2 separate regions of the Homo sapiens genome follow, and region 2 is linked to region 1. The links are chromatin loops, found by intact Hi-C in ENCODE. Cell type or tissue: ovary. All regions are shown on one strand. Links, peaks and the distances in the headings refer to the core of each region. The heading gives the core; the rest is flanking DNA. Region 1 has its middle 10 kb from the start of SIGLEC14. Region 2 holds the start of SIGLEC8 (sialic acid binding Ig like lectin 8).

Region 1 (11,650 bases), core at 2,289-10,288:
TCTCCGCCCCCATCCACCCTCTGACTGCTGCCCCATTCAATGGCAGGGAGGCCAGAAGCATCTCTAGGCTGGAGGAGACCCAAGTCCCTGCCCTGGAATCACCTCATTCTCTAACCCCATACTCTGATTCATCTACTAGGAGCGGGAACGCAGAAGAGATAAGTGAGCGGGAAGGAAGTTGCATTCAGAAGATACAACACATAGACATAAGCACTCTGATTCAATAGAAGAGGAAGTTTCCCCATGATGTCTCCAGCCTGGGTCCCCAGCCACCCTTCTGAGAGTATCTGAGTTGATGTGGAAATATGAACACAACACCACGCTCTTGGTGTCAGATCTCCAGCTCCAATGCTGAGTCCAATGTACAAATCTTGTAACCCTTGGCAGACTTGCCCTCATCTTCACTTCCTCCTCTACACTTTTGGGTTTTCCAAGTTTGAGGGAAAGGCAGAGGTCTCCAATGGCTCTGATCTCCTATGCAGTGGTGTTATTATTTGTTTGCTTGCTTATTTGTTGACTGCCCACAACCCAGTTCTTCACCCATAGCCCTATTTTATTTTCCTTTGGAGAACTACCACTATCAGCCCCATCCCTCACTTCAGCGGGGAGTCTGTGAATTGTGCAGGGAGCACTGTCCAATTGACATAGCTCATCACCAACAATGCTGCGGCCAATTTTAAGAACAAGCCCGTGTCCAATTGCCTCTAAAGATCCAAGTTCCAGGATTTTTGCCACACCTTCAGGAAAAATAGCTGTTCAGTTTCTCCCGGCATCCCTGGGTGGAAGAAATGTAAGCCTGCAGCTGCCTGAGAACAAAGTCAACAGAGGAAGGAAGAACTCTAGGGTTAACAAACGACAAAAAAGGATTTTAGAGACATCAACCAATTCTGGAACCTGCTGTGCCTGAAGCCGGTGTACTTCAGAACTTTTCGGCTAAGTGGGCCAATGCTTGGCTTTTATTTCCCAATAGGCCCATTTGAGCTAGATTGATCTTGCTTGCACCCCAAAGAGTTCTGCCTGATATAACCTCTCCCCTAGCCACTGTGTTCCACTTCCCCTCAGCTACTCTGCGTCAGACCCTGAAGCTGCCAAAAGCCTCCCTGTGAGACTTGATCTCAATTTCAGAGTTCACAACCCTTCCATGACTTTTGGGAAAGATCCTGACATGTGCCCCTCCCTTATAACAAGACCCTCTGTGACAGCCATCAACATAAAGTCAATTACCAGGCCTGGTGGCATGTGCCTATAGTCCTAACTGTTCTGAAGGCTAAGGTGGGAGGATTGCTTGAGCCTAGGAGTTCAAGATCAGCCTGGGCAATGTAATGAGACCCTGTCTCTACAAAAAATTTACAAATGAGGATTAATAACCAGAATACGTAAGGAGCTCAAACAACTCTAGGACAAAATCTAATAATCCAACCAAAAACTGGGCAAAAGATCTCAACAGATATTTCTCAATAGAAGACATACAAATGGCAAACAGGTATATGAAAAGGTACTTGGCATCATTGATAATCAGAGAAATACAAATCAAAATTACAATGAGATGTCATCTCATCCCAGTTAAAATGGCTTATATCCAAAAGACAGGCAATAACAAATTCTGGCAAGGGTGTAGAGAAAAGGGAATCCTTGTACACTGTTGGCGGGAAGGTAAGTTAATATAGCCACTGTGAAGAACAATTTTGAAATTCCTCAAAAAATTAAAAATAGAGCTACCATATGATCTAGCAATCCCACTGCTGGGCATATACCCAAAAGGAAGGAAATCAGTATACGGAAGAGATATCTGCACTCCCAAGTTTATTGTAGCACTGTTCACAAAAGCCAAGACTTGAAAGCAACCTAAATATCCGCCAACAGATGAATGGATAAAGAAAATGTGGTGCTTATACACAAGGGAGTACTATTCAGCCATGAAAAAGAATGAGATCCTGTCATTTGCAATAACCATGGATGGAACTGGAGGTCACTATGTTGAGTGAAATAAACCAAGCACTGAAAGACAAACTTTGCATGGTCTCACTTATTGGAGGAAACTAAGAATTAAAACAATTGAACTCATGGAGATAGAGAGTGGAAGGATGGGTTACCAGAGACTGGGGAGGATAGAGGGCATGGGGGAGGGGAGAAGGTGGGGATGGTTAATGGGTACAAAAAAATTGGAAAGATGAAATGAGACCTCATATTTGATAGCACCACAGGGTGATTATAGTCAAAAATAATTTAATTGTATATTTTAAAATAACTTAAAAAGTATAATTGGATTGTTTATAACACAAAGGATAAATGCATGAGGTGATGGATACTTCATTTACCTTGATGTGATTGTTACATGTTGCATGCCTGTATCAAAATATCTTGTGTAACCCAGAAATATATACACCTACTATGTATCCACAAAAATTTAAAAACTTAAAAATTAAACTAAAAATTAAAATTAAAAAATACAAAATTAGCCAGGTGTAGTGGTGCATGCATGTAGTTGCAGCTACTCAGGAGGCTGAGGCAGGAGGATTGCTTGAGGCCAGAGGTCAAGGCTGCAGTGAGCTATGATCATGCCACTACATTCCAGCCTGGACGACAGAGAGAGATGCAACCCTGTCTCCAAAATTAATTAATTTATTAATTAATAATTAAAATAATCAAAACCAGTTGTAAAAATAAAGAACAACTAAATGAGAACAAGGAAAGGCTATGTATTCAGTTCTTGCTATGACAAGAGAGTCAGCCACCATTATTTGTGTTCTGGCAGAGACTCACAGGCAGGCAGTGGAGTGGGAGAGCTTCATAGTGGGGAAAAGAGAAAACTTCAGGTGTGTCCTGATTGGAGGCTATTGGCCTGGGGAAGCTGTAGGTGAGCCAGCTAGAAGCAGGTAATCCTACATGATTGGGTTAAGAAACCATATCCACTTTCTCTGATTTGGTCCTAAGTAGAAAGTGGGGACAGAAATTAGGGAAGCTGTCAGTTATTAATCAAGTCCCAGGCCAATTTAGGGCCAATCGTTACAGGGATTATTGTTTAGCTTCCTGGACAGGTTACCAGAGACAAGTCTGGTTTATAGAGAGTAGCCTGGCTTCCTGAGCTGGTGACTGTGGATGATGGGCTGGCTTTTCACAGCTGGTTGCTGCAAATTAGGAGTCAGAGTTCTAGTTTTATATATGATCTGGCCATTTCTGCATGTATATTCAGGCTCTCACAGGGTAGGAGAGCAATTTTCCACATTCAAAAAGAGATACAAAATTTATTTCAGGGAGAAGACCTATATACTTGTTTTTCAAAACAAATCGATCACCTTTTTGGGTGTCTAAACAGTAAGCCCAGGACTAGCCTGGAGGGTGAGCTGAAGAACAGGCTAAATTTTCTCTGCATAATAGAATAATGTGAATCCTAAGATTGTGGCTGAGAGAGAAAAGACAGCAAATGTCCTGGTCTTGATGGCAATGGAAGTGGTGGGGACATGAGCTGGTGTTCTCTTTTGATAGATGGGACCCCAGCAGCCTGGTGACAGCAGACATACAGCCGGTACCAGGTTCTGTGGCGTGGAGATGGATGGTGGAGATTAATGTCCCATGTAGGTTGCTCTGTTAGGGCTCTGCCTACTGGACCTGGTGAGCTCAGCATTTTTGACACGTCTTTTGGGACCATTCACTACTGCTTTCCCCAAACTTTCTGTATGTTTTACACAATATCACTGGATTAAGAGGACCGAGGAATGCAAGAAGGAAGTGTTTGTTCCCATGTCAGGAGGAAAGAACAGCACTGTGCAAATGACAATTAGGAGAATACCGTTATCTACCGTAATCTTCCCAAATAATGTACAGGGTGGGAAGTTTGGGATTCACTGTACTTCTGTGGCTTGGGTTCCATTTATTTCCTTTAGACTTTAAAATCCTGGAAGGGTGCAGCATTGGGGGATCTCTGGTTTGCACCCTGCACAATGCAAAAATCCTTGAGGATATCAGTTTGGTATCACCATCATGTGGACATCATTGAAGGTAGGGAAGGGGAACTGAGAACAAAGGCAGAACCTCCCCACCCCCCTCCCCCGGCCCGCGTCTGAGAATGTGAAACAATGTTGTGAAGCTGAAGTATGGACAGGAAATGATGAAGGACTCCAACTAGCATAGGTATAGACCACAGGAAGGATGGGATACATGTTTGAACAGTGGTGGCATCAAGGCTGAAGAAGACACCAGGCACCTGTAAAGAGTCTCTCTCCTGAGGCAGGTGGATCACTTGAGGACAAGAGTTCGAGACCAGCCTGACCAACATGGTGAAACCCCGTCTCCACTAAAAATACAAAATTACACTTTGGGAGGCCAAGGCGGGCGGATCATGAGGTCAGGAGATCGAGACCATCCTGGCTAACATGGTGAAACTCCGTCTCTACTAAAAATACAAAAAATTAGCCAGGTGTGGTGGCGGGTGCCTGTAGTCCCAGCTACGCGGGAGGCTGAGGCAGGAGAATGGCATGAACCCGGGAGGCAGAGCTTACAGTGAGCCGAGACCGCGCCACTGCACTCTAGCCCGGGTGACAGAGCAAGACTCCATCTCAAAAAAAAAAAAAAATTAGCCAAGCGTGGTGGTGCATGCCTATAATCCCAGCTATTTGGGAGGCTGAGGCAGAAGAATCGCTTGAACCTGGGAGACAGAGGTTGCAGTGAGCCAAGATCGCACCACTGCAGTCCAGCCTGGGCAACAAGAGTGAAATTCCATCTCAAAAAAAAAAAAAGAAAAGAAAAGTCCCTCTCCCCTTGACTTGGCTTCCAGTGAGCAGGCAGGGTCTGGCTCCTCTTCGCATTTTGTTTGACTGGGATGGTTTGGAAATATTTAACTAATTTACACCACTAAAATATTGGGCCGGGCACAGTGGCTCATGCCTGTAATCCCAGCACTTTGGGAGCCGAGGTGGGCGGATCATCTGAGGTCAGCAGTTCAAGACCAGTCTGGCCCACATGGCGAAACCCCGTCTCTACTAAAAATACAAAAATAGCCATGTGTGGTGGCACACGCCTGTAAATCCAGCTATTTGGTAGGCAGTGAGCATGCCACTGCATTCCAGCCTGGGAGACAGAGCGACACTTTGTCTCAAAAAAAAAAAAAAAAGAAAGAAAGAAAAGAAAGAAGGAAAGGAAAGAAAGAAAGAAAGAAAGAAAGAAAGAAAGAAAGAAAGAAAGAAAGAAAAGAAAGAAGGAAAGAAAAGAAAAAGAAAGAAAGAAAGAAAAGAAAGAAGGAAAGAAAAGAAAGAAAGAAAGAAAGAAAAAGAAAGAAAGAAAGGAAAGAAAGAAAAGAAAGAAAGAAAAGAAAAAGAAAAAGAAAAAATTGGAAGACAATCTCACACTGACATGAAAGCCCCGACTTTCTTGGAAAATAGGAAGATGTGGTATCCTCACATGTAGCGATCAGCCGAGGCTGAGCAAGAACCAATCACCTTTACTTTGACGCACTCCCCACCATGTGCTATCATCTCCCTCTACTAAAGCCAAAGTCCAGGTGCGATTTGTCGGAATACTTGCCCAGTTGTTTTCCTTACACAAATCCACTTCCCTCATTTGCCGTAACTGCCTTGACCATGCAGAGGTTTGATTCAGGGGCACTGGACCTACCAAACAAAAGATATCGGATGTCTCTCTTTTTGGCTCATCAGCAGAGGTCAAGCTCCCTTGAGAAAGAAAAGGAAACCAAAGCCCAAGGGCTCCCCCTGCTGGACCCAGTGAGCTCAGCATTTTTGGCACATTACAGACGTTAAACTTGAAGAGACACATTCCCAAAGTATTAATGCGCAAGGCCAAGCCTCCAACGGAAATGTACAACAAAAAAAAAAAAAGAAGAAGAAGAAGGAAAATAAAATAGAATAAGACTTCTTGTCTCTGCTCGGACATGAGAAGAACTTCGAAGTTGTCACTTTTGTTCTTACAACAAGAAAAGGCTGAACAAACTGAGAATCAACAGCTTTTCTTAGACACGTCTAAAGAACTGCAGTAACACAGTGAATTACCATCCCCAAGTCTGGAGACACTGGCAAATCCAGAGAGTTACTAATGAGATCCATTTACACAGGGCAGAAGCTGCTGGAGTCACTAACTGGTGAAGACATTTGCATGGTAATTCTGACAAGTTGCTGCAGGCTGGGTAACAATTAGCTCAAGAATGATAAATTTCTACAGGTGTCAGTCTTAGGAGTCCCCACACTTTCGTGGATTTTACCTCCAGTAACTCTACCAGTGAAGAGCCCAGAAAGGCCCCCTAGCCCATAGCCCTGGTAGGGAGAAGGAAGAGTAACTGTTGTTAAGTATACCCAGAGCATTCTCCCCAACACAGGCCTATTCTCCAGGGATAAAGAATTTATTGGTACCTTCTCCCACCTGGAAGAAGGGATTTCTCCTGGCCGGGCATGGTGGCTCGTGCCTGTAATCCTAGCACTTTGGGAGGCTGAGTTGAGAGGAACACTGGAGGCCAGGAGTTCAAGACCAGCCCGGTCAGCATGGCAAGAAACCCCATCTCAAAAAAAAGAAGGAGAAGGAGGAACGAGGAGGAGGAGATTTTCTCCTGAATCCAGCACGGCACATTCTAGACTTCCTGTCTCACCTGAAATGAATGGAGAGAAGCTGAGAATCACTTGTGAATGCCATAACCCAGAGGCACAGGTCCCCTAAAAGACGGATATTTAATCGCAGCGTGTTTAATAATGACTTGCAAAGCTATACAGACCCTAATTCCTAGAACCTGTGAATGTGACCTGTGGCAAGAGAGACTTTGATGGTGTGATTAAGATTCTCAAGATGGGGAGATCATTTTGAATTACCTAAGTGGACCTTCAATGTAATTGCAAGGGTCCTTAAAAGACAGGCAGCAGGGCTGGGCGCAGTGGCTCATACCTGTAATCCCAGCACTTTGAGAGGCTGAGGCGGGAGGATCACGAGGTCTAGAGATCGAGACCATCCTGGCCAACATGGTGAAATCCTGTCTCTACTAAAAATACAAAAATTAGCTGGGCGTGGTGGCACGCACCTGTAGTCCCAGCTACTCAGGAGGCTGAGGCTGAGGAATCGTTTGAACCTGGGAGGCAGAGGTTGCAGTGAGCCTAGACTGTGCCACTGCACTCCAGCCTGGCGACAGAGTGAGACTCCGTCTCAAAAAAAAAAAAAAAAAGAAAAAGAAAATCTTCATCCCTTCCCAAGACAAAGCACGAATATTCCTCCCCTTGCTCTTAACGTTCAGCCCCTTCAAGAATGATACCCTATATCTGTAACTTCCCAGTTCTCAGGAGCTGAGAAGTTGATTTGTAAGCCCAGCTCCCACTTCCCCAATCCTGTAGCTGTTGAATGAAGCCTGCACTGCTCAATACTCACTGTTGGTTTCACATATTAGCTTCATGACTTGGAACAGGAAACAGTCCCCTTTCTAGGGTGACCAGGACCCCCAGTAACAAGATGGGTCTAGGAAGGAAAAGCACTGTGCACTCCCAGGCCCCAGCACCTGGGCTCCTGATTTGGGGAAGAATTGACTTCTTTAAATTATCAGATGTTCTGATCAGGCACGGGGGCTCACACCTGTAATCCCAGCACTTTGGGAGGCCAAGGCGGGTGGATCACTTGAGGTCAAGAGTTCGAGACCAGCCTGGCCAACATGGTGAAACCCTGTTTCTACTAAAAATACAAAAATTAGCTAAGCGTGGTGGCACATGCCTGTAGTCCCAGCTACTCGGGAGGCTGAGGCAGGAGGATTGCTTGAACCTGGAAGGTGGAGGTTGCAGTCAGCCGAGATCATGCCACTGCACTCCAGCCTGGCGACGGAGCAAGGCTCCGTCTCAAAAAATAAAAAATTAAATAAAAATTAAAAAAAATTATCAAATGTTCTAACTCATCAGCATGGTGTAGCTTGCCATTATTCAGGATGTTAATTCCTCTCAACAATGTGCTCCAGCTTTCAGTGTAGTGGTCTTGGAACCATTTTGTTAGTTTCACTTTTAAGAATACTGTGATTTGAGGTGCTATTTTAAAAGATACTGTATCTTAAGTTTAATTTTCTGATAGTTGCTACCAGAGATATAGAAGTGATTTCTGTATGTTGACTTTGGATGCAGCTGCTCCGCTAAATTCTCATAGTTATATCCAATTAGAGGATATTTTGGATTTTCTATGTACGTTATCTTGTCATTGAAAACAATTATATTTTGCTTCTTCCTTCCCAATCACTGTGCCTCTTATTCTTCCTGCTTCATTGAACCCGCTAGTAGTTTTATTACAATGTTGCATAAAGTGGTAATAACAGATATCCTTGTTTTTCTTGATCTTAGGGAAAAAGTGTTCAATTTTCACTATTCAGTATAACTGGAAGTCCATGCCACATAAATACAGTAACTTCAGTACCATTCACCAATAAAATTCTAGTTCATAGTTGTATTCAATGTATACATAGTGTTTTAATTTTTTTATTTTAAGAAACAGTCTCGCTCTGTTGCCCAGGCTGTAGTGCAGTGGCACGAGCACAGCTCATTGCAGCTAACTCCTGGACTCAAGCGATCTTCCTGCCTTAGCCTCCCAAAGAGCTGGAATTACAGGTGTGAGCCACCACAGCGCCCAGCCATTTAAAAAATATTTTTAATTCATGGATCACAGTTTAAAATTTGGAGCTCTCTCCCAGTAATCTGAATGCCTAACTTCTCTTGAAATAACTGACTATCTTGCATGCCCACGTAACAGCAATTAGCCCAGGGAAGCAGGAGCTGCCCCTCTTTACTATGCTGCATTCCCCACCAAGGGCTATGGTCTCCCCTGAGCTGAGGCCAAAACAAGTAGACTGACAAAGCTTTGTCAATATCTTGCCCCATTGTTTATCTTTTTGTTGTTGTTGTTGTCATTTGAGACAAGGTCTTGCTCTTGTCTCCCAGGCTGGAGTGTGGTGGCACGATCATAGCTCACTATAGTCTCCAACTCCTGGGCTCAAGTGATCCGTCCGCCTCAGCCTCTTGAGTAGTTGGGACCACTGGTGTGTGCCACCATGCCTGGCTAATTTTTTTATTTTTTGTAGAAGTGGGGTCTCACTGTATTGCCCAGGCAGGTCTCAAACTCCTGGGCTCAAGTGATCCTCCCGCCTCGGTCTCCCAAAGCCCTGGGATTACAGGTAGAAGCCACCATGTCCCACTCCCATTATTTATCTTACCCCAGTCCTACTTATTTTCTATACCTGCTTTTCTCTTGTAGGGACTCGACTGTGTAATTCCTGGGAAAACAGATGCACTGAGCCATTAAATAAAAATTCGTCTAGCTGAAATTGCTTGAACCTGGGAGGCAGAGGTTGCAGTGAGCCGAGATCGCGCCACTGCACTCCAGTCTGGGCCACAGAGCGAGACCCTGTCTCAATATATATATGTGTGTGTGTGTGTGTGTGTGTGTGTGTGTGTGTGTGTGTGTGTATATGTATATGTATATGTATATGTATATGTATATGTATATGTATATGTATATGTATATGTATATGTATATATTCCTCTAGCCAGGCTGGGTGCAGTGGCTCAAGCCTGTAATCCCAGCGCTTTGGGAGGCTGAGGCAGCAGGATCGCTTGAGCCTAGGAGTTCGAGACCAGCCTTGACAATATAGTGAGACCCCCCCCGCCCCCCCACCCCTCTCAAGAAAAAAACAATTCCTCTAGCCAAGGGTTTACTCTCTAACTTCATTTCTCACGGTGGATCCCTCTCAAGCAGAGTCCGGGAGCCAATCCACGTCCAATTGTGCCCCCTGCTGGACAAGGTCCACTTGTTCAGAGGAAACTTGCGGAGAGATGGAGAGCTCCAGTTGAGATGCTCCAGCTCCCTCTGCCAACACAGTTTAATAACAAGTAATAAAGTAGAAAAACAATATAGCATAAAAATAATTGAAAAATTATTTTAATTAATAGTATGAAACAAAAGAGATGGTAGATTAGCAGCTTGCTGCTAATAAGGAAATTAAATTTTCTGGTAAAATTATAATAAGCAATGGTAAGAGAACAGAATAAAAATAAAATGAGAAAATCTAGCAGAAATAATTAAGGAGATGATGACGATGAAAAAATAAAATTGAATTAGAGGCGTGAAATATAATACTTGGCACACAGAAAACAAAAGCCAGTGGTTCAGAGTCCAAGTTCAGGAAAATCGCACAGGATGAAAGGGAAAGAATCAAAGAATGAAGTAATGAAAGGGAAGGTTCTCCGAAGGAGTCAGATTATCAGGAGAATTCTTCATTTAACTTCTTGCTAATAACTAGAAAACTCGGGATAAATTGATGATTTTTCAGGAACATGTAAATTACAAAAAAATATTCTCAAGGAGAGACGTATTAAATCAATTGACAATTTTAATATACACAGACAGGATCATATTAAATTATTTCAAGCTATCAACAGACAATTCTGATATAATGTAAACGAAAGAGAAAAATAAAGAGCTTCACAATTGTTTGTACAGAGCGAGCATCACATAACATGAAAACCTAACAAGGTAATACAGAAAAGGAAAAGTATATAGACAAATCTCCCTATGAATATTGACATGGAAATTCCAAATATTTGGAATTTAGCGATAAAAACCTCCAGTAATTTTTTTTAAAATACCAGCTGAATGTGGAGGCACAGCCTACAGTCCCAGCTACTCGGAAGGCTAAGGTCAGAGGATTGCTTGAGCCCAGGAGTTCAAGGCTGCAGTGAGCTATGCTGGGGCCACTGCACTCCAGCCTGGGTGACACAGCGAGACCACATGTCTTTCTGAGGTCTTGGAGGCTAAAACGCACACACACACAAAAACTCATATCTCTTTAAAAATAAATAAACAAACAAATAAATAAGCCATGTTAAAATGGATATTACCTAAGAATAATGAGATGATTGGATATTAGAAAATCTATTAAAATAAATTGTGTATAGATTAAAAGAGACTATGATATCATTTTGTTAGATGTCGAAAGGGCATGTCATAAAATATAGTAACTTTTCCCCCAAAATTCCCTTATATAAGATTATTTGCTTAATCTAAAATTACATATTTATAATCTTAGATTTACATATATTATATTTAATCTTAGATTTATATATATATTATATTTACCTACCTGTCTACCTAATCTACAAAGCCAAAAGCAGTTAAATGCTTCTATGTAAAACATTATGTTGCCCGCCACCCCAGGACGTAGTCCTACGATCACTACTCTTTGGCATCTTCACTCATTCCCAAAGCAATCTCATCCAGTCCAAAGGTTTTAAATACTATCAAACATTGATAAGTCCCAAATATACATCTTCATTCTAGTCTTCAGTTTGCAGCTTTAGATCCATACATTTAATTGCCTGTTTGGATATGTACTCTGCGTCTCAAATTCATCGTGTCCAAACCTTACTCTGGACACCCACTCCAAGCCTGCTCCTCCTACATTCTTCCTCATCTCAGTAAATGTTAACTCCATTTTCCAGCTGCTCAGACCAAGGATCTTGGAGTCTTTTTTATCACTCTTCCTTCTCTTACACCCTGCATCCAGTCAGAAATCCTCTCAGTTCTACATTCAAAATATACCCAGAGGCTGGGCATAGTGGCTCACGCCTGTAATCCCAGCATTTTGGGGAGCCAAAGTGGGCGGATCACTTGAGGCCAGAAGTTCGAGACCAGCCTA
Region 2 (11,650 bases), core at 1,307-9,306, 200 kb before region 1:
TGGTCAGTTCCGTGGAGGGGGATGGGCACTGGAGGACAGACTTTGCTGTGCATTTTGAATTTCTGCCCATGTGACTGTATCATCTGGGCAGAAGTACTTAGATCGAAACTACTGGGAAAACAGAAAGATCAGACAGAGGAAGTATTCAGGAGATGCCTGACAAGAAACTTGAAAGTCTGGTCCCAAAATAAAAACGAACAAAAACCAAAAAAATTGGGAGTCTGATCCAGCTGTGTGAATGTCACCCTGTCCTTGCTGTGGGGCCAAGGAAGGGGTGTGTGGAGGAGTCTAAGGGGAGCAGGGACAGGATGGGGACAGGGGCTCAGATGGTCACGCGGGCTGGAGATGTGGGCTCTTGTGCCCTGGGCTCACGCACAGTGGCAGCTCTGTTTCCCAAAGTGATTCCAGGATGAGGAGAGACCCAGCCCCATCCTGAGCTGAAGGCCCTGCTCCCCCAACCCCAGGGAGGGGGCTCTGTCCTACCTGTGGCATCTCCTTGGAAGACAGTCATGGTCAAGTTCCAAGGAGGGTCTGGGACAGAAAGACATGAAGACCCACATTACTATAAGGACTGGGGACATTGGCCCTGTCTTCCCAGGAGCTGCAAATACAGGGAAAATGGAGTCGGCATTCTCCTGACCCCACTCCCAGCCCAGATTCTGGGACCCAGAACCCAGTGTCCAGGCTTGAACCCCATCCCCTGCCCTCAGGAACACCTCCCAACCCATGAGGGACCTGGGCATCTTGGTCCAGCACTCACAGGACACATCGAGGCGGACGGTACTGGTCGTGGTCACACCTGTCCCAGGCAAGGTCACCTGACAGGTGAGGCTGGTGCCGTGGTCCTGGGGCTTTGGGGTAAGGGTGAGCACTGAGGAGCGGGCAGTAGTGGGGCCCGGGGAGGACACGGAGGCCCCAATCCAGGAGATCATGGGGGGTGTCCCCTGCTTACAGGCCCAGGGCACAGAGCAGGTCAGGTTCCTGGAGTGGCCAGACTCTAGGGTCCCTAGGATGAGGATGTCAGGCCTATGGGTCAGGGCTGGTGAAGATGGGGACACAGGATCAGGAGGAGGTATTTCAGGTGCAGCCCTGGAGGAAGCTCAAGCTCTGGTCCAGCTCCTCCCCGGAGACCGACTTATTTCAATCCCAACCCCCTCCCAGGCCCCATCCCAGCCCTGCCTTTCAGCCCCTCATGACCTTCCCCTGTGGCCTGTGCTGGAGCCCGTGCCTTACCTGTCACAAACACAGACAGCTGCTTAGTTTTGTAATTCAACTGTGATTTGTAACTCCATTTCATGCTTCCTCTCTCTAGCCGAAAGAAATATGACCCCTTATCCCTCTTCCTGGCGTCTCTGATGCTCAGGGAGCAGTCGTTGCTCCAAATGTCCCCAAGGAGTTGGAATCGGCCCTGGGTCTCTGCCTGCACTTCTCTGTCTGGGTTGTTTGTGGCCACTGGAGCGTCTTGGTATGGTCTGTCTCCTGCCCGGAACCAGTAGCCATGAACTGGGTCAGAGTCAGTCCAGCCATCCTGGGGGTAGGAGAAGGAGCAGGGCACATGGACACACAGGCCCTCCTGCACCGTCACCAGCTCCTGCACTTGCAGCAAGTAACCATCCCCATATTGTCTGTCTCCCTCCATCCCCTTTGTCCCCCAGAGCAGGGGCAGCAGCAGCAGCAGCAGCAGCATGTCTGGGTTTGAAGGCGCCAGGGCCGCCAGGGAACGTCTGTTCCTCAGGGTTCTTCTCTCAGAAACTGAGGTCTCAAGACTTAGGGGAGGTCCCGCAGGAGGTTGGGGGTGAAGTCAGAAAAGTGACCTCCTCAGAGGAGGAACTTCACACACAGACACTGTCAGGGCCGGGTCAGTCCTGGGAGATCCACTGTCCACCACCCCATTTCCACTCCTGGGAACCCTGAGGCCAGAGAGGGTGAGAAACTCATCCAGATTCCCACCCTATGCAGGGCCCAACCTCTTTCTTGCTTCCCGGACTTGCCCTTCCATTTGGGTAACATTTTCTGCAAGGTGAAATTGGGTCCCATCTGGCCAGACCCCTGAATCACCCCCGGGGCTGTCACTGTTTGTGGAGGTCATACCAGCCAAAGGTGGAACTCAGGGCCATGAGAGACTGGGGTGCAGGTGAGGTGAGCAGGCAGCCTCTCCTCCCTCTCTCAGCAGCAACGAAGTGGGCACCTCCTCTTTACACAACGAGGTCAACAGAGCAGAGCCAGACACTGTCCTCAAGGAGTCACTGTGCAGAGGGGAGACACGGAGGCTCCTGACGTCTGAGCTCCCCAGGACGGGAGCTTCAGTGGGGGGCACAGGCAAGGTGGGGTCGTTCTCCCCTAGGTCAGGGGTTCAGTCTCAGGAGGCCTGAGCAGAGGGACACGGGGCTGTGGAGGTGAGGATTCTGCATGTTGATACACACGAAGGACGGGGGGCGGGGGGAAGCCTGGCTCGCAGGAGGCCTGGGAAACTGAGGCTGTAACTGTTGTACTGTGGGGTTTGGAAGGGAGAAATGTCAGAAGGGAAAGGGTCAATTTGAAAAGGGCACACACTTCTCCCTTTGTTGCAGCTATCTGGGTATCAGAATGGGTTTCTTCACCACCCGTATCTTACTCAGCCACACTTCCCCTGGTTACTGCACAGCAGGCGGGGTCTGTCAGCCCTGGGGCTTTGCTCCTGCAGGCTCTGCTTCCAGGGGTCCAGGTGAACAGGTGTCATGGAACGAGGACACCAGCCCTGGGGTGTGCACCTTCAGCGATGGGCAGGATTTCTTGAGAGAAGAAATGTGCACCTGAATTCAACAGATGATGATGATGATGATGATGATGATGATGATTATTATTATTATTATTATTATTATTATTTGAGACGGAGTCTCTCTCTGTCGCCAGGCTGGAGTGCAGTGGCGCGATCCCGGCTCACTGCAACCTCTGACTCCCTGGTTCAAGCGATTCTCCTGCCTCAGCCTCCCAAGTAGCTAGGATTACAGGCATACGCCACCACATCCAGCTAATTTTTGTATTTTTAGTAGAGCCGGGGTTTCACCATGTCGACCAGGATGGTCTGGATCTCCTGACCTCATGATCCACCCACCTCAGCCTCCCAAAGTGCTGGGATTACAGGTGTGAGCCACCGTGCCTGGCCTCAACAGATTATTTTAAACTGTGTGGCTGGGGGCTGGGAAGAAGTTAAGGGGGATCCTGGGAGGCGGAGCCTCCTTAGACTCAGGTCAATTTTCTTGAAACATTTTTTGGGGGGTAAATATAAGAAATATAGATAAAAACAACCCCCAAAGAAGACCTCAGTGATTTACATACAACGAGCCCCCTCCTAGAAATGGCACATTGACAAAGTCCCCAGCGCTGCTCATTTGTTTCTCCTTCTTATTGGCCACACCCCACTCCCTCCCAAACGATCCCCTAGCCTCACTTTGGTGCAAATTGCCTCAATGCTTTTCTATATAGTTTTATTATCTGAGCAGGCTGCATTTACTAAGCTTTTGCACGTTTTTCTGAAGACTTTGTATACACAGAAAATCAAACTCTACTTTCTTCCACTCAGCTTCATGGATCTGCCCGTCTCCTATCTTCCCCTCATTACTTATAACCTGGAGTAGATCATTCGGCTGTGATAATTGAGAAGGGAAGGTGCAGGGCTTGGGTGTGCATAGCCGACTCCCACCCCCATCACCAATGCTTGCATTTGTAGCTGGTATCTCATTCTGCAGCCATTTCCCCCTCCTGGGCCTCCTATCCTTGCCCAGTAGAGACAGCTGCAGTATCTCAATAGTCAGAAGGGCCGAGCCATGGCACAGGTCTTTTCCATGGTCCCCAAGTGGTAATTGAAGCCTTCAGTGAAGACTCCTGTGCAGGCCTTGCTCTCCAGCAACTTAGCCAGGCTGGAACTACAATTCCCAGAATCCCCTTCCCTGTTTGCTTCCTGGACAAAGTTCACCACAAGGGAAGGGGGAAGTTGGAGCAGCAGCCCTGAGGGGTCCGTGTAGGGGCAGGAGCTGTTGCAGCTCTCACATATTGACGCTGACCACTGGCCCATCTCATAGGGAGACACGATAGCCGCTCACTTGTTCACCTGCTGGACGGCAAGGAGGGCGTGTGGGACACCACGGGCTATGCCTTAGGGAGCAGAGAATCATTGAATCCTGACATGGGGATTGGTGACCCACATGGACACAGGTGGCCCAGAGAGACACATACAGTGACAGGCAAGGGATCCATAAAATGGCATCCCAAATAGTTCTCTCATCCTAAGACGATGTCCCAGGGTCTCTTTGACCTGACAACTAGCGCCATTCACCTTTTCAGGGGAGACCCAGCTTCCCAGGGCAAAGGGAAGGACACAGCGCATCTCAGTACCCAGAATGCCCAATGCTTGGGTGTGTGTGTGTGTGTGTGTGTGTGTGTGTGTGTGTGTGTGATTGAGAGAGAGAGAGAGACAGAGAGAGAGAGACCCTGTGTGTGAGGGAGAGGGAGTGTCTGTGTGTACCTGTGTGTTTCTGTGTATGAGCTGAGCACTGCCTCCTTGGGCAGTGTGACAGTTAATTTGATGTGTCAGCTTCACTGCCCTGGGAACCCCCATTCGTGTGTCCTTTCATAACCTCATTCCTTACCCTTCACATGCACATAGAGCATTTCTGTAATTACATTCACATAGATCTCCCTTTTCTCCCTAAAGAGGTCTGTCCCTGCATCTCGCCTCTGTGTGTCTCTGACGTCCAGAAAGCAGGTGCTGGCCTGGGGTCTGAAGCAGGTGGAATTGGCTCTGGGTCTCCTCCTGCTCTTTTCCAACTAGATTGCTTCCAGCCACTTGAGGATCCTGATGGAAATGTCCCCTTTCTGGGACAGTAGCCTTGGACAGGGCTGGAGTCAGACAGGTACCCACAGGGGTGGAAGATGGAGCAGTGCGTAGTCACAGAAACCCTCCTGCACCTGCACCAACTCTGGGGCTTCCTGCCGGGATCTCATATCCTGAGCCAGATCCCCTGTGGGGAAATGAGGGTCAGCCCAGCCCAGCCCCATGGTTCCTCTCCCTGAGGCCCATTCTCCTGCCCACAGCAGGGGCAGCAGCTATTGCAGCGTGAGCTTCTTTAGGGTGAGCCTTGGTGTCGCAGGGCCCTAGAAGGGCCCCACAGGAAGCCTGGGGGTAAGATCAGAAAAATAACTGACCACAAAAGAGGACCTTGGCCCCGACACTGCCAGAGCTGTCAGGGCTCCTGGGGAGTGGCCATTTCTACTCTCCGGATGGGTCTTCAGTGTGGGCCACACACAGCAGGGAGGCCCCGACCCACAGCTGCAGGCTCTCTGCCCACAGCCTTTCCCTCCCACAGCACTGTCCACACCAGGGAAGCAGGCACTGCCTGTCCATTACAGCTTCTAGGTGCTCGGGAGGGTCAGTCCTGCCAGAGCTGGGACTCAGGAGGGGCTGGCGGAGGAACCACGAGGCATGAGAGATGGGGAGGGGTCCCCCGAGGCGGGAGAGGTGATGTTTAATGAATGAGCACAATCACCACATCAGGAGCATCTCCTCCTTTCAGGGGGATGGAGGCAAAGGGGAGAGTGTGACAGACTCTGTCTCCTTCCTTGGGAAGTTCCCTAATGAACGAGGGGGCAGAGGAGCCCTGGGCCACCCCAGCTCCTGTTAGTAAGGGCTGTGATGCTTGAAACACAGGCAGGGCTTGTGGAACCCCGAGGGCCCTGTGCAGCTAGAAGGTGCGGTCTCAGGTATACTCGGGCAGAGTGGACGGGACCAGGACTCTGAGGTGCTGTGAGCATGCGGCCCCACAGGTGGTCCCCAGCCTTCCTAACCTTCTCAGTGCCCCCTGCCCAGCATGCCTGGTGGTGACTGCACAGCCGAGGCCCTGTGAGCCCAGCATGGGGAGCAAGGCTGAGCCCAAGATGCTAGGGGAGGCCCTGGCTCTGGAGTGTGAGGGTCCTGGGCCCTCTCCCTCCAAGTCTCAGTCTCCTCATCTGTCCCCTGGAGGGATCACAGCACCCACCCCTCAGCCTGAGGGAGAACCCAGCTCGAGGAGGCGACGTTCTCTGCAGACTCAGGCATGGCCAACATGCTCTGTGTCCCTGGGCAGGCCCGAAGCATCCACGTGTCTGGCCCTAACCATTCTCAGGGGTCACTCGGAGTCCTGCCCTCAGTAAGGAGCTCCTGGTGGTCCACACTGCTCTGGGGCTTCCTCAGCTGAGGCCTCACAGAGAGAGTTCAGGGGTACAGGCTCTGTAGCTGGATGGCTGCTGGCTTGAGCTGGGCTCTGTAAAACCCACGGTGCTGTCTTGGGAGGGGGCTTACCTGCACTGTGCATCGTCGGATGTCAACACTTACGGGGTGTCAGGGATGAACTGTGTCCCCTACAAATTCCTATGCTGAAGTCCTAACCCCCAGCACCTCAGAAAGTGACCATATTTGGAGACGAGGACTTATAAAAAGGTGACTAAGTTAAAATGAAGTTGTTAGCTCTCATCCTACATGAGCTGTGTCTTTATTAGAAGGGGTGATTAGGGGTGGAGTGTGGTGGCTCAGGCCTGTAATCCCAGCACTTCCGGAGACCGACACGGGCAGATGACTTGAGGTCAGGAGTTGGAGACCAGCTTGACCAGCATGGTGAAACCCCGTCTCTACTAAAAATACAAAAATTATCCAGACGTGGTGGCATGTGCCTGTAATCCCAGCTACTCCAGATGCTGAGGCGGAAGAATTGCTTGAACCCGGGAGACGGTGGCTGCCGTGAGCCAAAATGGTGCCACTGCACTCCAGCCTGGGCGACAGAGTGAGGCTCTGTCTCAAAAAAAAAAAAAAAAAAAAAAAAAAGGTGTGATTAGGACAGCGACATACTCGGGAGAAAGACCACGTGGGACACAGGGAGAAGATGCCACCCGCAAGCCACCGAGAGGCCTCAGAAGGAAGCAACGCTGACCACAGCTTGGTCTCAGACTTCCAGCCTCCAGAAGGGTGGGAAAACAAAGGCGTTGGTGAAGCCACTCGGTCTGTGTTCCTTTCTCAAGGCGGCCCTGGCAAGAGAGTCCATGGAGTGGTCGAGAGGATTCGATGTGTTCCTGTGAGCACAGCCCGGTGTGGACCGCGGTGGATGCAGAGTCCCACAGGGGTCTGGGACAGCCTGTAACATGGGATGCTCAGAGGATGGAAGGAGAAAAGGGAAGGGAAGGGCTCCTCACCAGAGGAAACCTGTGCTGCTGCCGCCCTGTCTCTGACATCTGCAGGGCTGCCCCCTCCACCCACACTCTCCCTCCCTCCCCAGGACCGGGCAGGGCTCTCAGCCGCAGCCCCTCGCTGCCCCTGCACCCTGGGCAGTTGCCTCCCATCTATGGGGCGGAGCCGCCTGGGCGTCTGGGCTGGGCGAGGCGGAGCCTGGAGGGGCACCGGCCACGGGCAGGGGAGACAGAGGCGGGCACAGCCTGGCGGGGTCCGGGCTGAGCCAGCGGGGAGGACGGGGCTGTGGGAGCCCAGCGGAGAGGGTGAGGATCCGCGGGCAGGTGGGACAGGTGAGCTGGGAGGTGAGAGATGGGCAGGGCTGCCTGAAAGGCAAGTTCATCCCAGAGCAGCGAGCAGGGCGCAGCCAAAGGCCGTGGGGGAAACAGCGGCGAGAAAAAAACGGCCAAAATTCTGCCCGCAGTGCGCCTGTATCCTAGTGCGGCGGCCACAAAAATATTGTTGAGTAGCAAGAAGTGTTTCGAAAGTGTGCAGTGGGTAAAGTGTGAGAAAATAAAGCCGATTTCATCGAGAAAAAGAGAGACAGAGAGAGAAAGGGCCCATATCAACCCAAAGTCATTACTCTTCATCACGATTATATTGCATTTTTCCCATCTACTACAGCGTTAACTTCATATAAACTTTATGAAGACATACCTTACGTATAATAAAAAGCACACATTGTAAGCATACAGTTAAATTAGTTTTGGCAAATGTAAACACCCTGTAACTATGTCCTCAATCAAGATAGGGAATCTTTTTTTCATCCCTCCAAGCTTTCTTATTTTCTTTCTTTTCTTTTTTTTTTTTTTTTTTTTTTTGAGACGGAGTCTCGCTCTGTCGCCCAGGCTGGAGTGCAGTGGCGCGATCTCGGCTCACTGCCAGCTCTGCCTCCCGGGTTCACGCCATTCTCCTGCCTCAGCCTCCCGAGTAGCTGGGACTACAGGCGCCCGCCACCACGCCTGGCTAATTTTTGTATTTTTTAGTAGAGACGGGGTTTCACCTTGTTAGCCAGGATGGTCTCGATCTCCTGACCTCGTGATCCACCCGCCTCGGCCTCCCAAAGTGGTGGGATTACAGGCGTGAGCCACCGCGCCTGGCGCTTTCTTATTTTCTATCCCAGTCAGTGTTTCACTTGCAGCCATCACTTACGTGATTCTCATCACTATCTATTAGTTTTTTCTATTCTGGAGCTTCATATAAATTGACTCACACAATATTTATGTATCTGGCTTCTATCAGTTTGTTAAAGACGTGTATACGTTAAATGTATATGCACCCAATAACAGAGCATCGTTTATCAAAATGTCAAGTATCTTACCTGACTATAGTTGAAAACAACTCAAAACCAGTAACAAGAGGAACATTAGAAACTACACAAATATATTAAAATTAAACGACATGCTTCTGAACAACCAATGAGTGAAGAACAAAGCTAAAATTGAAATTTAAAAATTCATTGAACAAATTAAAATAGAAACACAACATGCCAAAAACTATAGGACAGAGAAAATTAAGTATTAAGAGGTAAGTTTATAGCAATAAATGTTTACAGGAAAGACTAGAAAGATTTCAAATAAACAACAATGCATCTCAAGAAACTAGAAAAGCAAGAACAAAGCAAACCCAAAATTAGTAGAAAAAAAGAAATAATAGGGCCGGGCGCGGTGGCTCATGCCTGTAATCCCAGCACTTTGGGAGGCTGAGGAGGGTAGATCACCTGAGGTCGGGAGTTTGAGACCAGCCTGACCAACTTGGAGAAACCCCACCTCTACTAAAAATACAGAATTAGCTGGGTGTGGTGGCGCATACCTGTAATCCCAACTACTCGGGAGACTGAGGCAGGAGAATTGCTTAAACCCAGGAGGCAGAGGTTGCGGTGAGCCAAGATTGCACCATGACACTTTAGCCTGGGCAACAAGAGCAAAACTCTGTCTCACAAAAAAAAAAAAAAAGAAAAGAAAGAAAGAAATAATAAAGAACAGAGCACAAATCAAATTGAGACAAAATAATACAAAAGATCAACAAAACACGAAGTTGGATTTTTTAAAAGGTAAACAAAACCAACAAGCCATCAGCTAGAGTAACTAGGAAAAAAAGAGGGAAGACGAAAATAAATAAAATCAGAAATGAAAAAGATGTCACAACGGATACCACAGAAATACAAAAGATCATGAAAGAATATATGAACTATATGCCAATAAATTTGAAGACCTAGAAGAAACTGATAAATTCCTCGACATATAGAATCTGCTAAGATTGAAACAGGAAGAAACAGAAAACCTGAACATATCAATGACATGCAACAAGATTGAATCAGTAATAAACCTCCCAACAAAGAAAGAACAGGACTAGATGGCTTCCCTGCTGATTTCTAGTGAACATTTAAAGAATTAACATAAATTCTTCTCAAAATGTTCAAGAAAAATTGAAGCAGAGGGAACTTGTCCTATATCCTTCTGTGAGGCCAGCATAATCCTGATACCAAAAATAGACAAGGACACAACACAAAAGAAAAACTACGGGCAAATAACCCTGATAAATATAGACATAGAAATCTCCAAAAAAATACTAACAAACCAAATCCAGCAAAACACCAAAAAGATAATGTACCATAATCAAATGGGATTTATCCCAGGAATGTTAAGGATGGTTCAACATATGTAAATCAATAAACATGATACATTATGTCAACAGAATGAAGGACGAAACCTATAAGATCATCTCAATTGTTGTAGAAAATGGGTCTGATAAAATTCAACATTCTTTCATGATAAAATCTCTCAATAAATTAGTTATGAAAGTAAAGTAACTCAACCCCAAAAAGACCACATAGAAAAACCCATAGCTAACATCATAGTAAATGGAGTAGTGTAGGAAGCTTTTCCTCTAAGAAGTGGAACAAGACAAATATATCCACTCTCACCACTCTTATTCAACATAGTACTGAAAGTTCCAGCCAGTGCAATTACACAAGAGGAAAAACAAAAACCAAAACAACAAGGATCATCCGGATTTGGAAGGAGGAAGTCAAATTGTCTCTGTTTGCAGATAAACATGATCTTACCTATAGAAAAACCTAAAGACTACCAAAAAACTCTTAGCATTGATAAACGAATTCAGCAAATTTGCAGGATACAAAATCAACATACAAAAATGAGTAGTGTTGCTATACGCCAACAAAAAATTAGCTAATAAAGAAATCAAGAAAGCATCCCATTTACAATACCTATAAGCAATGAAATACTTAGGAACATGTTTAATCAAAGAGGTGAACGAGCTCTGCAAGGAAAGCTACAAAACACTGATGGAAGAAACTGAGCAGGATACAAACAAATGGAGTAGAATTAATATTGTTAAAATGACCATGCCATTCAAAGTAATCTACAGATTCAATGTGATCTCTATGAAAATATCAATGACATTCTTCACAGAAATAGAAAAAAGTCTTAAAATTTGTATGGAACTGCAAAAGACCTGAATATCCAAAGCAATCCTGAGCAAAAAGAACAAAGCTGGAGGCATCACACGATCAGACTTCAAAATATACCACAAAGCTGTGGCAACCCAGACGCATGATACTGGCATAAAAACCAGTACACAGGCAAATGGAACATAATAGAGAACCCATAAATTAATTCATGTTATCCACTGCCAACTGATTTTTACAAAAATGCCAAGAACACTCATTAGGGAAAGGACGGTTTCTTCAATATGGTGCTGGGAAAATTACCCATACGCAAAAGAATGAAACTACATCTCCACCTTTCACCCTACATACAAATCAGCTCATAATGGATCAAATAGCTAAATTAAAGAACCCAAACTCTAAAACTACTGTAAGAAAACACAGGGGCAATGCTTCAGGTCATTTGTCTAGGAAAAGATTTTATAAATAAGACCGCAAAAGCACAGGTAACAAAAGCAAAAATAAACAAATGACATTCTGTCAAACTACAACACTTCTGCACAGCGAAGGAATCAATCAACGGAGTGAAAAGGCAACCTACAAAATGGGAGAAAATATTTGCAAACTATTCATCTGTCAGGGGATTAATATCCAAACTATACAAGGAACTCAAACACCTCAACAGCCAAAACCCCCCTACAAACAATCCAGTAACAGCTGCATGTAGAGAGGTGCCCTCCTATCTGATCTATCTCCTAGGGAGACACTAGTTGTCAGGTTTTGTGGAACCTCTTGGACAGGAAGAGAGGACTTCCTTCAGTTGGAGGTGGGGAGGAGATAAGGGTAAGCATTTCCTCCTACTCCTCCTAGAAGCCGAAGGCATGCAGAAGGGACAGGGCTTGTGTCCTTCCTGTTCCCCTGCTCAGCCAGTCCTCCAGGATATCAAGTGTCCTCAGCTCCAGCTGTCCTGTCCCCACCACACCCTCAGGAACCCAGGCATCCTGGCC

The links. Peaks named below come from ENCODE experiments on the same cell type or tissue, not always from the same donor. Only the 100,000 strongest peaks of a DNase experiment are listed, where the experiment ranks them.
Region 2: a loop joins it to region 1, with 3 times the contacts of the local background. A loop is called at or near these places in 90 of 110 quality-filtered maps.

The regions. Positions count from the first base shown.
Region 1 is chr19:51,651,429-51,663,078 of GRCh38, forward strand. No RefSeq gene overlaps it. Among named protein-coding and RNA genes, the nearest start is that of SIGLEC14, 10 kb to the left of the region's middle. RefSeq lists an enhancer at 5,681-5,790. In ovary, for the core only: CTCF peaks have their summits at 5,692 (motif pointing left) and 9,772 (motif pointing left); DNase peaks (open chromatin) are centred at 5,703 and 9,753; H3K4me3 peaks cover 309 bases.
Region 2 is chr19:51,456,701-51,468,350 of GRCh38, forward strand. It overlaps SIGLEC8 (sialic acid binding Ig like lectin 8), which reads right to left and starts at 1,754. Exons shown (of 7, transcript NM_014442.3): 1 at 1,234-1,754; 2 at 761-1,039; 3 at 484-531. The coding sequence starts at 1,687. It also overlaps the pseudogene SIGLEC25P. RefSeq lists an enhancer at 6,517-7,265. In ovary, for the core only: no CTCF peak of the experiment used is centred there; a DNase peak (open chromatin) is centred at 5,211.